Linked DNA regions of Homo sapiens: all the other regions are linked to region 1. A link is a loop called in an ENCODE intact Hi-C map of the cell type or tissue named here. Cell type or tissue: heart left ventricle. All regions are shown on one strand.

Evidence for each region. Peaks named below come from ENCODE experiments on the same cell type or tissue, not always from the same donor. Only the 100,000 strongest peaks of a DNase experiment are listed, where the experiment ranks them.
Region 2: it touches region 1 in a loop (2.9-fold over the local background); 7 of 110 quality-filtered maps call a loop at or near these places.
Region 3: it touches region 1 in a loop (2.3-fold over the local background); 25 of 110 quality-filtered maps call a loop at or near these places.
Region 4: it touches region 1 in a loop (3-fold over the local background); 25 of 110 quality-filtered maps call a loop at or near these places.

What each region holds. Positions count from the first base shown.
Region 1 is chr19:16,898,611-16,901,110 of GRCh38, forward strand. CPAMD8 (C3 and PZP like alpha-2-macroglobulin domain containing 8) reads right to left here. Exons shown (of 42, transcript NM_015692.5): 37 at 865-939. Among named protein-coding and RNA genes, the nearest start is that of F2RL3, 11 kb to the left of the region's middle. In heart left ventricle, a CTCF peak has its summit at 1,245 (motif pointing left); a DNase peak (open chromatin) is centred at 1,251.
Region 2 is chr19:17,041,180-17,043,679 of GRCh38, forward strand. No RefSeq gene overlaps it. Among named protein-coding and RNA genes, the nearest start is that of CPAMD8, 16 kb to the left of the region's middle. In heart left ventricle, no CTCF peak of the experiment used is centred here; a DNase peak (open chromatin) is centred at 1,081; H3K27ac peaks cover 770 bases.
Region 3 is chr19:16,835,209-16,837,708 of GRCh38, forward strand. All of the region lies in intron 3 of SIN3B (SIN3 transcription regulator family member B), which reads left to right. Among named protein-coding and RNA genes, the nearest start is that of SIN3B, 7.1 kb to the left of the region's middle. RefSeq lists an enhancer at 1,442-1,943. In heart left ventricle, no CTCF peak of the experiment used is centred here; a DNase peak (open chromatin) is centred at 1,071.
Region 4 is chr19:16,824,044-16,826,543 of GRCh38, forward strand. No RefSeq gene overlaps it. Among named protein-coding and RNA genes, the nearest start is that of SIN3B, 4.1 kb to the right of the region's middle. RefSeq lists an enhancer at 1,287-1,964. In heart left ventricle, a CTCF peak has its summit at 1,233 (motif pointing left); a DNase peak (open chromatin) is centred at 1,385; H3K4me3 peaks cover 1,392 bases; H3K27ac peaks cover 1,463 bases.

The sequences.
Region 1 (2,500 bases):
CCCACTCCCCCAGCCCCTGGCAACCACAAATCTTTCCAACTCTACGGATTTGCCTGTTCTGGGCATTTCATGTCAATGGAATCATGTACTCTGTGGCCTTTTGTGTCTGGCTTCTTTCACTCAGCATCATGTTTCTGAGGTTCATCCATGCTGTAGCATGGATCAATGCTTCGCTCCTTCCTACAGATGGATAATATCCACTGCGGCCCCTCCCTGCTTTTTCTACCAACTGCCATCAGCCGAGGGCACAGAGCTGTCAGCATGGCCAACTCTGCCTGGAATTTATTCTCCCAGTGTCTTATTTTTTTTTGTTTTTTTTTAGACAAGGTCTTGCAGGTCTTGCTCTGTCACCCAAGCTGGAGTGCAGTGGCACAATCTCAGGTCACCACAACCTCCGCCTCCCAGGTTCAAACGACTCTCCTGCCTCAGCCTCCCAAATAGCTGGGATTACAGTAGCGTGCCATCACACCTGGCTAATTTTTGTGTTTTTTGTAGAGACAGGGTTCTGTCATGTTGGCCAGGCTGGTCTTGAACTCCTGATCTCAGGTGATCCACCTGCCTCAGTCTCCCAAAGTGATGGGATTGCAGGCGTAAGCCAAAGGGCCTGGGCACTTTTTTATATTTTTTGTAAAGATGGGGTCTCGCCATGTTGCCCAGGCTGGTCTCGAACCCCTGAGCTCAAGTGATCCTCCCACCTCGGCTTCCCAAAGTGCTGGGATTACAGGCATGAGCCACCATGCCCGGCCCCAGTGTCTTTTTTATGGTACAAGATACTTGCAGGGAGCCACACCAGGCAGTGACCGGTGCACCCTCACCAACATGCACACCAGGGAAGCCTCCTCCACCAACCCCGGCTGGTGGTACCTCATCAAAGTAGAAGAGCACTCGGCGTCCAGCCACTTCATACCTCTTCATCCCCATGTGCTTGTCAAGGAGCAGCTGCAGAGGAAGCCAGAAGTCAGGGTCCTCAGACTCTCTACTTGCTTCCTCTCCCATCCCCTGGGGGCAGTGGTCAGTGGGATGCTTGGACTTGCCCACAAGTTACCATGGGCTGGGGTCTGGGTGCTGGTCAGTGCTCCCCAGGCCCTGCCAGCCTCTCAGCACCCAGGAGAGGACGCTCAAGGATGGCTATCCCCGCTGGGAGCACCTGCCTCGCCTCCCTATACACTCCCTCAACCCAGCCCCAAGCCCAGGTCAGGCTTCTCCGTGGCCAAAGAGGTGCCCGGCTGAGCCCTGCCGCCTGCTGGTGTCTCAGCTGCACTGTTCAAGTTCCCCTCCCAGCCTGGGATTTTTTTTTTTTTTTCAGTTTTTGATTTAAAAAAATCCACACCCACTCCAAGGCCTCTGAATTGACCACATCCTCATCCCCTGGTGCTCCGTGCAGCCTCCTTGGAGGGGAGGTGACAATAGGCCCAGCTTTCCTGTTCCACCCTCCCCACACTGCAGACCTCCTTTGGTCCCTGAAACCCTCGCTTCTTGGTCCTCTTTCTCCCCCAGCCAGAGCCGGGCAGCAATCCCCACCCCCATGTCCCTCTTCCTTCCTGTACAAAATGGGGACATGGCACTGGTCTGTCTTAGGGTTGTGAGGGTGACAGCTGGTCTCGGCAGAATGTGGATTGAGAATACCCCATGGCTCCCCACCCAGGGCCAAAGCACATGGAACTTTGCTGAAGTTCTAGGTGGCATTTATAATAGTGTGACAGTGGGCCCGGTGCTGTGGCTCACATCTGTAATCCCAGCACTTTGGAAGGCTGAGGTGGGCTGATCACCCGAGGTCAGGAGTTTGAGACCAGCCTGACCAACATGGAGAAACTCCATCTCTACTCAATACAAAAAAATTAGCTGGGCGTGGTGGTGCATGCCTGTAATCCCAGCTACTTAGGAGACTGAGGCAGGAGAATTGCTTGAACCGGGGAGGTGGAGGTTGCAGTGAGCTGAGATTGTGCCATTGCACAGCCTGGGCAACAAGAGCAAAACTCCATCTCAAATAATAATAATAATAATAATAGTGACAGTGGCCGCATGGGAGATCCACCTGTTGGAGCAGCCCCCACCTCACCCCATCTACTCCTCAGTAGACAGATGGGCCATTTTTGCCCAGAAAGGGGAGGAAAAAAGGGGCTGGGCATAGTGGCTCATGTCTGTAACCCCAGCACTTTGTGAGGCTGAGGCGGGAGGATTGCTTGAGCCCAGGAGTTTGAGACCAGCCTGGGCAACATGGCGAAACCCTGTCTCTGCCACAAATACAAAAATTAGCAGGGCATGGTAGTGCATGCTTGTAGTCCCAGCTACTCGGGAGGCTGAGGTGGGAGGATTACTTGAGCCTGGAAGTTCAAGGCTCCACTGGGAATTTGAGCCAAGATCAGATCATTACACTGTAGCCTGGGCAACAGAGCAAGACTATGTCAAAAAAAAGAAAGAGAAACAGGGTAAAAGGGGAGGGGGAGGGGAAGGGGGAGGGGGAGAGGGAGAGGGAAGAAAAGAATACCCATAGCATTTT
Region 2 (2,500 bases), 140 kb after region 1:
CCTCCTGAGTAGATGGGATCACAGGCATGCACCACCACACCGGTTAATTTTTGTATTTTACTGGAGACAGAGTTTCACCATGTTGGCCAGGCTGGTCTTGAACTCCTGGCCTCAAGTGATCCACCTGCCTCGGCCTCCCAAAGTGCTGGGATTACAGGTGTGAGCCACCATGCCCAGCCTCTTTTTTTTTTTTTTTTTTGAGGCAGAGTCAGTGGCGCAATCTCGGCTCACTGCAAGCTCCGCCTCCCGGGTTCACGCCATTCTCCTGCCTCACCCTCCTGAGTAGCTGGGACTACAGCCGCCCGCCACCACACCCGGCTAATTTTTGTTGTATTTTTTAAGTAGAGATGGGGTTTCACCGTGTTAGCCAGGATGGTCTCCATCTCCTGACCTCGTGATCCACCCACCTCGGCCTCCTAAAGTGCTGGGATTATAGGCGTGAACCACCGTGCCCGGCCCCATGCCCAGCCTCTTTAACAAACATCTTAATTGGCTTTATGATTGCAGGTGTACTTTGGTTCAGCAACTCCAAGGGCCCACATAACCTGCCTCAGAACTCCGCATATCTGCCTTCTTCCATCCTGTGGTCCCTCACACCAGATGTGGTGGGTGGCAGTCCTAACAGCCTCCTGTCCCTGAAACCTGCCGGTACCTCTCACTGCAACTCCGGGAGGCTGGTACAAATGCTCCTATCCCAGGTCAGCCCTGGACCCGGAGGCCAGAGACAAAAAGACCCCAGCTGGGCTTCCAGCTCCCCAGGGGAAAGTTTGGTGCCGAAAGGAAAATATTTACGTGGTTTGTAAGTTGAGCTATCCCCCTGCAGAAGTGATCAAAAGGACAGTAAAGATGGAAAGTCCGTGTTGTCGTGATGCAGGCTGTGCCAAGCCACGCAGCAGGCGTGATCCTGGAGGACTCTTCAGGGAGCTGATGGACGTGACCTGCCGACCCTTTTGTTTTCTGAAATCACCAAACATCTGCTGAGTGAGCTGCTTCCTGGACCCTTTTGGGAATGTTCCCAGGCTTGGTTGTTGAGGAAACACAGTGCAGGGGTGGAGTGGGTTCTGGAGGCTGCGACTTGGCCAGAGCCGCCTGTGTGCGTGGAGCGGGGTGTGGGGGGTGTTTGGATCACCTCCAGGGGTCCTTTTCAGCAGGAACACACGAGTCATTTTTAATCAATCAAAAAGAGGAAAAGAGACAAAATGCATTTAATGAACACTCCCATACCATGCTGTGATGAAATGCTTTTAAAAGTCACAAGAGGCCGGGTGCGGTGGCTCACGCCTGGAACCCCAGCACTGTGGGAGGCTGAGGTGGGAGGATCACTTTGAGGACAGGAGTTCGAGACCAGCCTGGGCAACATAGTGAGACCTCATCTCTATGAAAAATAAAAATTAAAAAATTAGCTGGCCATGGTGGTTTGCACCTGTAGTCCCAGCTACTTGGGAGGCTAAGGTGGGAGGATAGCTTGAGCCTAGGAGTTTGAGGCTGCACCAAGCTATGATCGTACCACTGCACTCTAGCCTGGGTGACAGAGTGAGACCCTGTCGAACAAGAAAGAGAGAGAGAGAGACAAAGGGAGGGACGGAAGGAAAGGAAAAAAGAAAGCTAGGCACCAGGCTTCTGTTGTGAATTAAATGTTTCTATTTCTCACTCACTGCAACTCAGACCGCCACGCCTCACGCAGATTTATCAGAAAGCATCTGCAGGCCAGGCATGGTGGCTCACGCCTGTAATCCAACACTTTGGGAGGCTGAGGCGGGAGAATCACCTGAATTCAGGAGTTCTAGACCAGCCTGGCCAACATGGCAAAACCTTGTCTCTACTAAAAATACAAAAAATTAGCCAGGCATGGTAGTGGGCGCCTGTAATCCTAGCTACTCAGGAGGCTGAGGCAGGAGAATCGCTTGAACCTGGGAGGCAGAAGTTGCAGTGAGCCAAGGTTACACCATTGCACTCCAGCCTGGGCAACAAGAGCAAAAACTCTGTCTCGAAAAAAAAAAAAAAGGCATCTGCAAAGGTTATAGGGAGATTCCTGGGGGGAAGAAAGCAGCCTGCTTGAGGAATCTTTTGCTCACAGGTAAAAAAGCAAGAAGGCCAGGCAGTGGCTCACACCTGTAATCCCAATGCTTTGGGAAGCTGAGTCAGGAGGATCACTTGAGGCCAAGAGTTTGAGACCACTGTGAACAATAGAGGGAGACCCAATCACTAAAAAATATTTTTAAAATTAGCTGAGTGTGGTGGTGCACACCTGTAGTCCCCGCTACTCAGGAAGCTGAAACAGGAGGATCGCTTCAGCCCAGGAGTTCAAGGCTGAAGTAAGCTAGGATTGCACCATTGCACTCTGGCCTGAGCAACAGAGTGAGACCCTGTCTCAAAATTAATCAAAAATGGAAAAATAAAAGCCAAAGGAAAACCAAATGGGTCTTTCACACAAATGTGAACCAGAACCTTCCACATCAGCACAGAGAGGAGGAAAAAGAACCACAGAGGATGAGGAGAG
Region 3 (2,500 bases), 63 kb before region 1:
AGCCACTGCACCTGGCCATCTTTTTTTTTTTTTTTTTTGAGACAGAGTCTCGCTGTGTTGCCCAGGCTGGAGTGCAATGGCACGATCTTGGCTCGCTGCATCCTCTGCCTCCCGGGTTCAAGTGATTCTCCTGCCTCAGCCTCCTGAGTAGCTGGGATTACAGGTGCCTGCCACCACTATCAGCTAATTTTTGTATTTTTAGTAGAGATGGGATTTCACCATGTTGGTCAGGCTGGTTTCGAAATCCCCTGACCTCATGATCTGCCCACCTCGGCCTCCCAAAGTTCTTTTTTTTTTTTTTTTTACTTTAATTGAATTATTTTTTAATTTTGAGACACCATTTCACTGTCACCCAGGCTAGAGTACAATGGCGTGATCTCAGCTCACTGCAGCCTCCGCCTCTGAGGTTCAAGTCATTCTCCTGCCTCAGCCTCCCAAGTAGCTGCTATTACAGGCATGTGCCACCACACCCAGCTAATTTTTGTATTTTTAGTAGAGACAGGTTTTCACCATGTTGGCCAGGCTGGTCTCGAACCCCTGACCTCAAGTGATCCCCCACCTCAGCCTCCCAAAGTGTTGAGATTACAGGCGTTAGCCACTGTGCCTGGCCTTTTTTACATTTTTAAAACAGAGACAGGGTTTCACCATGTTGTCCAGGCTGGACTCAAGTGATCCTCCTGCCTTGGCCTCCCAAAGTTTTGGGATTACAGGTGTGACCCACCACGCCTGGCCAGTATTCTCTGTTGCTTAGTTTTTCTAGTTTGACTGTTTTGAAGTATCTTTTTCCCCCCCCAATTTTATCACAAAGCCTGCCAGCTACTGACAAGTAGGGAGTGGCCCATAGGTGGTAAGGAAGGTGAATAAGAGAGTCCCAGCCTCGGGCAGCCTTTGGCGCAGGGTGTCTTCAGCTTTGGGGGCCAGACTGTTCTTTATGGCGAGGTGCCGTCCTGCACACTGAAGGGTATTTGAGCAGCCTCCCTGGCCTCCACCCACCAGATGCTTCTAGATGTGATAACCTAAAGTGTCTCCCGTGTTGCCGAGTGTCCCCTGGGTGGCAGAGTTGCTCAGGTTGAGAACACGAGTCTAAAGGGGAAGACAGACACAGGCCGTGGTGTGTGGCCAGTGACGACCTGGGGAATTTGGAGGAAGGAACAGCTTCTTACTGGAGCCTTGCCTTGGCCTCCTGAGTCAGCATCATTTACTGTCTGGTAATTCAGGCCTTGGTTGTAATGTCAGCTCCACAGAGAGCCCCCTAGTCCCTACCCTGTGTCATTCTTACACCACCCTGGGTTATGTATTTCAAAACGGCTAGGAAAAGAAGTTCAGAATGCATTGTTTCTTATTGGTTTTCCTTCCTTGGTTGACGGTGAGTCCTTAAGATGAGGTGGGCCCTGCACTGTCTTGTTCATGACTGTATCCACCTTCTGGAACGTCGCCAGGGAGCAGTGCATGGTGCAGGAATGAGAAACTGGATGCTGGTGGGAACATGGCCGCTCTCAGCTAGCGGGTCCTCTTCAGGGCAGACCCTGCCTCGTGGAAGATGACAGCTGGCTTGGACAGAGACAGAGATAACCCCTTAACGTGCAGCTCCTAACTTAAGCAGCCCCTCGACATTCAAAGGGAGCCCCCTGGCTGTTCTCTGGGGGAAGTCCCGCTAGTTGTCAACAAGTCGATTCTTGTGTTTGTATCTTCTTGGCTCATGGAGCAGGCGGTGACCCCTTCTCCGAGCCAGGCCCTGGGGTTTATTCAGAGGCCCTGCTTTCAGGGTTCCTGCACAGTCAAGGTGGGGGGTCCGATGAGAAACAGATGGGCAGATGCGGGTGGCGCATGGGAGAGGGCAGAGAGAGGATGGAGCAGGCCAGGGAAGGGTGGGAGGAGGTTGCTGTGGGCAGGACCTGTTTCATGAGGGACTGTTCCTGGTGGGGAGTGATGGCCTGAGGTGAGAGTGAGTGGGTGTGCTTGAGGAACAGCCAAGGAGAACGGCAGGGTCAGGAGCTGAAGGAGAGAAGGGGGAGAGGGAGCCAGGAGCGTGAGAACCACTGGATGGTTCTGGGAGGCGGTTCTGCTGCTGTGCTGAGAATGAGGGGTCAGGAGGCCCCTGGGAGACCAGGGAGGGGCCCCAAGTGATGGAGGCGGGGTAGACAGTGATGGAAACAGAGTGGATGGTGACAAGGACCAGAGAGGGTCCCAAGTGATGGGAACAGAGAGGATGGTGACAAGGACCAGAGACAATTCCCAAGTGATGAGGACAGAATGGATGGTAACAAGGAGTAGGGAAGGCCTCCCGAGTGATGGGGACAGAGGTGGACAGCAATGGCGACAGAGTGGATGGTGACAAGGACCAGAGACAGTCCCCAAGTGATGGGGACTGAGTAGACAGTGATGAGGACAGAGTGGATGGTAACAAGGACTGGAGAGGGATCCCCCGAGTGATGGGGACGGAGTGGACAGTGATAAGGACCAGAGAAGTGCCCTGAGTGATGGGGACAGAGTGACTGGT
Region 4 (2,500 bases), 75 kb before region 1:
GTCTCTAATACTAAAAATACAAAAATTAGCCAGGCGTGGTGGCACGCACCTGTAATCCCAGCTACTTGGGAGGCTGAGGTAGGAGAATCGCTTGAACCTGGAAGGCAGAGGTTGCAGTGAGCTGCAATCGCGCCACTGCACTCTAGCCTGGGCGACAGAGTAAGACTTCGTCTCAAAAGGAAATAACCATTAAAATGGGCGGCCAGGCGCTGTGGCTCACACCTGTAATCCCAGCATTTTGGGAGGCCAAGGTGGGCGGATCACGAGGTCAGGAGATCAAGACCATCCTGGCTAACATGGTGAAACCCCATCTCTACTAAAAATACAAAAAAAATTAGCCAGGTGTGGTGGCAGGCGCCTGTAGTCCCAGCTACTCGGGAGGCTGAGGCAGGAGAATGGCATGAACCTGGGAGGCGGAGCTTGCAGTGAGCCACGATGGCGCCACTGCACTCCAGCCTGGGCGACAGAACGAGACTCTGTCTAAGAAAAAGGGCAACCAGCAGCCCTGGGGGCTGCTCTGTCTATGGAGTAGCCATTCTTTAGTCCTTTACTTTCCTAATAAACTTACTTTCAGTTTACTGTATGGACTGGCCCTGAATTCTTTCTTGCGTGAGATCCAAGAACCCTCTCTTGGGGTCTGGATTGGGACCCCTTTCCCGTAACAGTGTCAGAGGTGTTTGAACCAGAGGAACCCCGACTTGAATAGGGGCTGGGTAAAATAAGACTAAGACCTACTGCACTGCATTCCCAGATGGTTAAAGCATTCTTAGTCACAGGATGAGATAGGAGGTCAGCACAACATACGGGTCATAAAGACCTTGCTGATAAAACAGGTTGCAGTAAAGAAGCCGGCCAAAATCTACCCAAATCAAAATGACCTCTGGTGGTCCTCACTGCTACACTCCCACCAGCGCCAAGACAGTTTAGAAATGCCATGGCAACGTCAGGAAGTTACCCTCTATGGTCTAAAAAGAGGAGGCATGAATAATCCACCCCTTGTTTAGCATATCATCAAGAAATAAATCATAAAAATGGGGAATAAGCGGCCCTCGGGGCTGCTCTGTCTGTGGAGTAGCCATTCTTTGTTCCTTTATTTTCCTTATAAACTTGCTTTCACTTTACAGACTCTCCCTGAATTCTTTCTTGCGTGAAATCCAAAAACCCTCTCTGGGGGGTCTGGATCGGGACCCATTTCCTGTAACACTGGGAGGCTTTGGTAAGAAACGGACTGTCCAGACATCTGGTGGCCACAGAGTGTTCAGTCTGCCTTCGCTGCTCTTCCTGGCTGGGAGCCACAAATCTTCCATGCTTTACTTTCTAAATACCACTCCCTTCCACCCACCGCTCTCTACTTCCACTGCTCCCATCCTGGTCTAAGCCACCATCGTCCTTTGCCTAAATGATGAAACAGCCTCCCTCCACCCTCCCTGGCTCCGCTCCAATCACTTTCCTGCAGAGCAGCCAGAGTGATCACTTTCAAATGCAAACCTGAACTTGCAGCTCCTCCGCTCAAAGCCCTTGGATGGTTTCCACCAGCGTGAATGCTAAAGCCTGAACTCAGTGCATAAGGTGCTGTGTGTTCCGCTCCTCTGGCTGCTCCGGGATTATCTTGTACTCTCTTTCTTCCCCTCCCTCTCTGCAGCCTGGGAAACTCGTCTTAAAAAAAAAAAAACTCTTGAAATGTACCATGCTGTCTCCCACCTCAAAAATCACAGCTGTTCGTGATTTTTCTCATGATGAATGCCTACGCATTCTTCAGATCTCAGCTAGAATGCCACCTCCTCTGGGAAGCCTCCCTCATCTCCTGCAAGACTGGGTTAGGTTTCCCTAGGTAACAGGTGGTATTTTCCAAAAATAGCCACAACATATTTCCTGTCCCACATGATACTCTTGGCCATTTGCCCTCCTCTTGAATTTAGGAAAAACTTTGTAACAGCCTGTATGGAAAGAATGCAATGGAAATGATTCTGCGTGACTTCCGAGTCTGGGTGAGAAAAGGTAATATGGGAGCTGGGTGCAGTGATGCATGCCTGTAGTCCCAGCTACTCAACAGATTGACGTGGGAGGATCCTTTGAGTCCAGGAGTTTGAGGCCAGCCTGGGCCAGCCTGAGACCCTGAGTCCCACCCCAACCCCTGCCATCTCCGGAAGAAGAAGAAGGAGAAGGAGAAGAGGAAGAAGAAGAGGAAGAGGAAGAAGAAAAAGAAAAGATGATATGATTCCCACCTGGCTCACACGCTCACTTGTTCTTAGAACGGTAGTTGTGAAGAAGCTCAGGCTGCAAGGAGACCACATGTAGGTATTCCAAGCAACGGCCCCAGCGAGGGTCTCGGCCTGTAGCCTGTAGCAACTGACATACATATGTGTGAGCAAACATTCAGGTGATTCCAGCCCCCAGACTTTGAGCCACCCAGCTGATGCCAAGGTTGAGTTATTCCTCCCAAGCCTGCCCAAATTGCAGATTGAAGAGTAAAATGAATGTCTCTTTTCTTTCTTTTTTT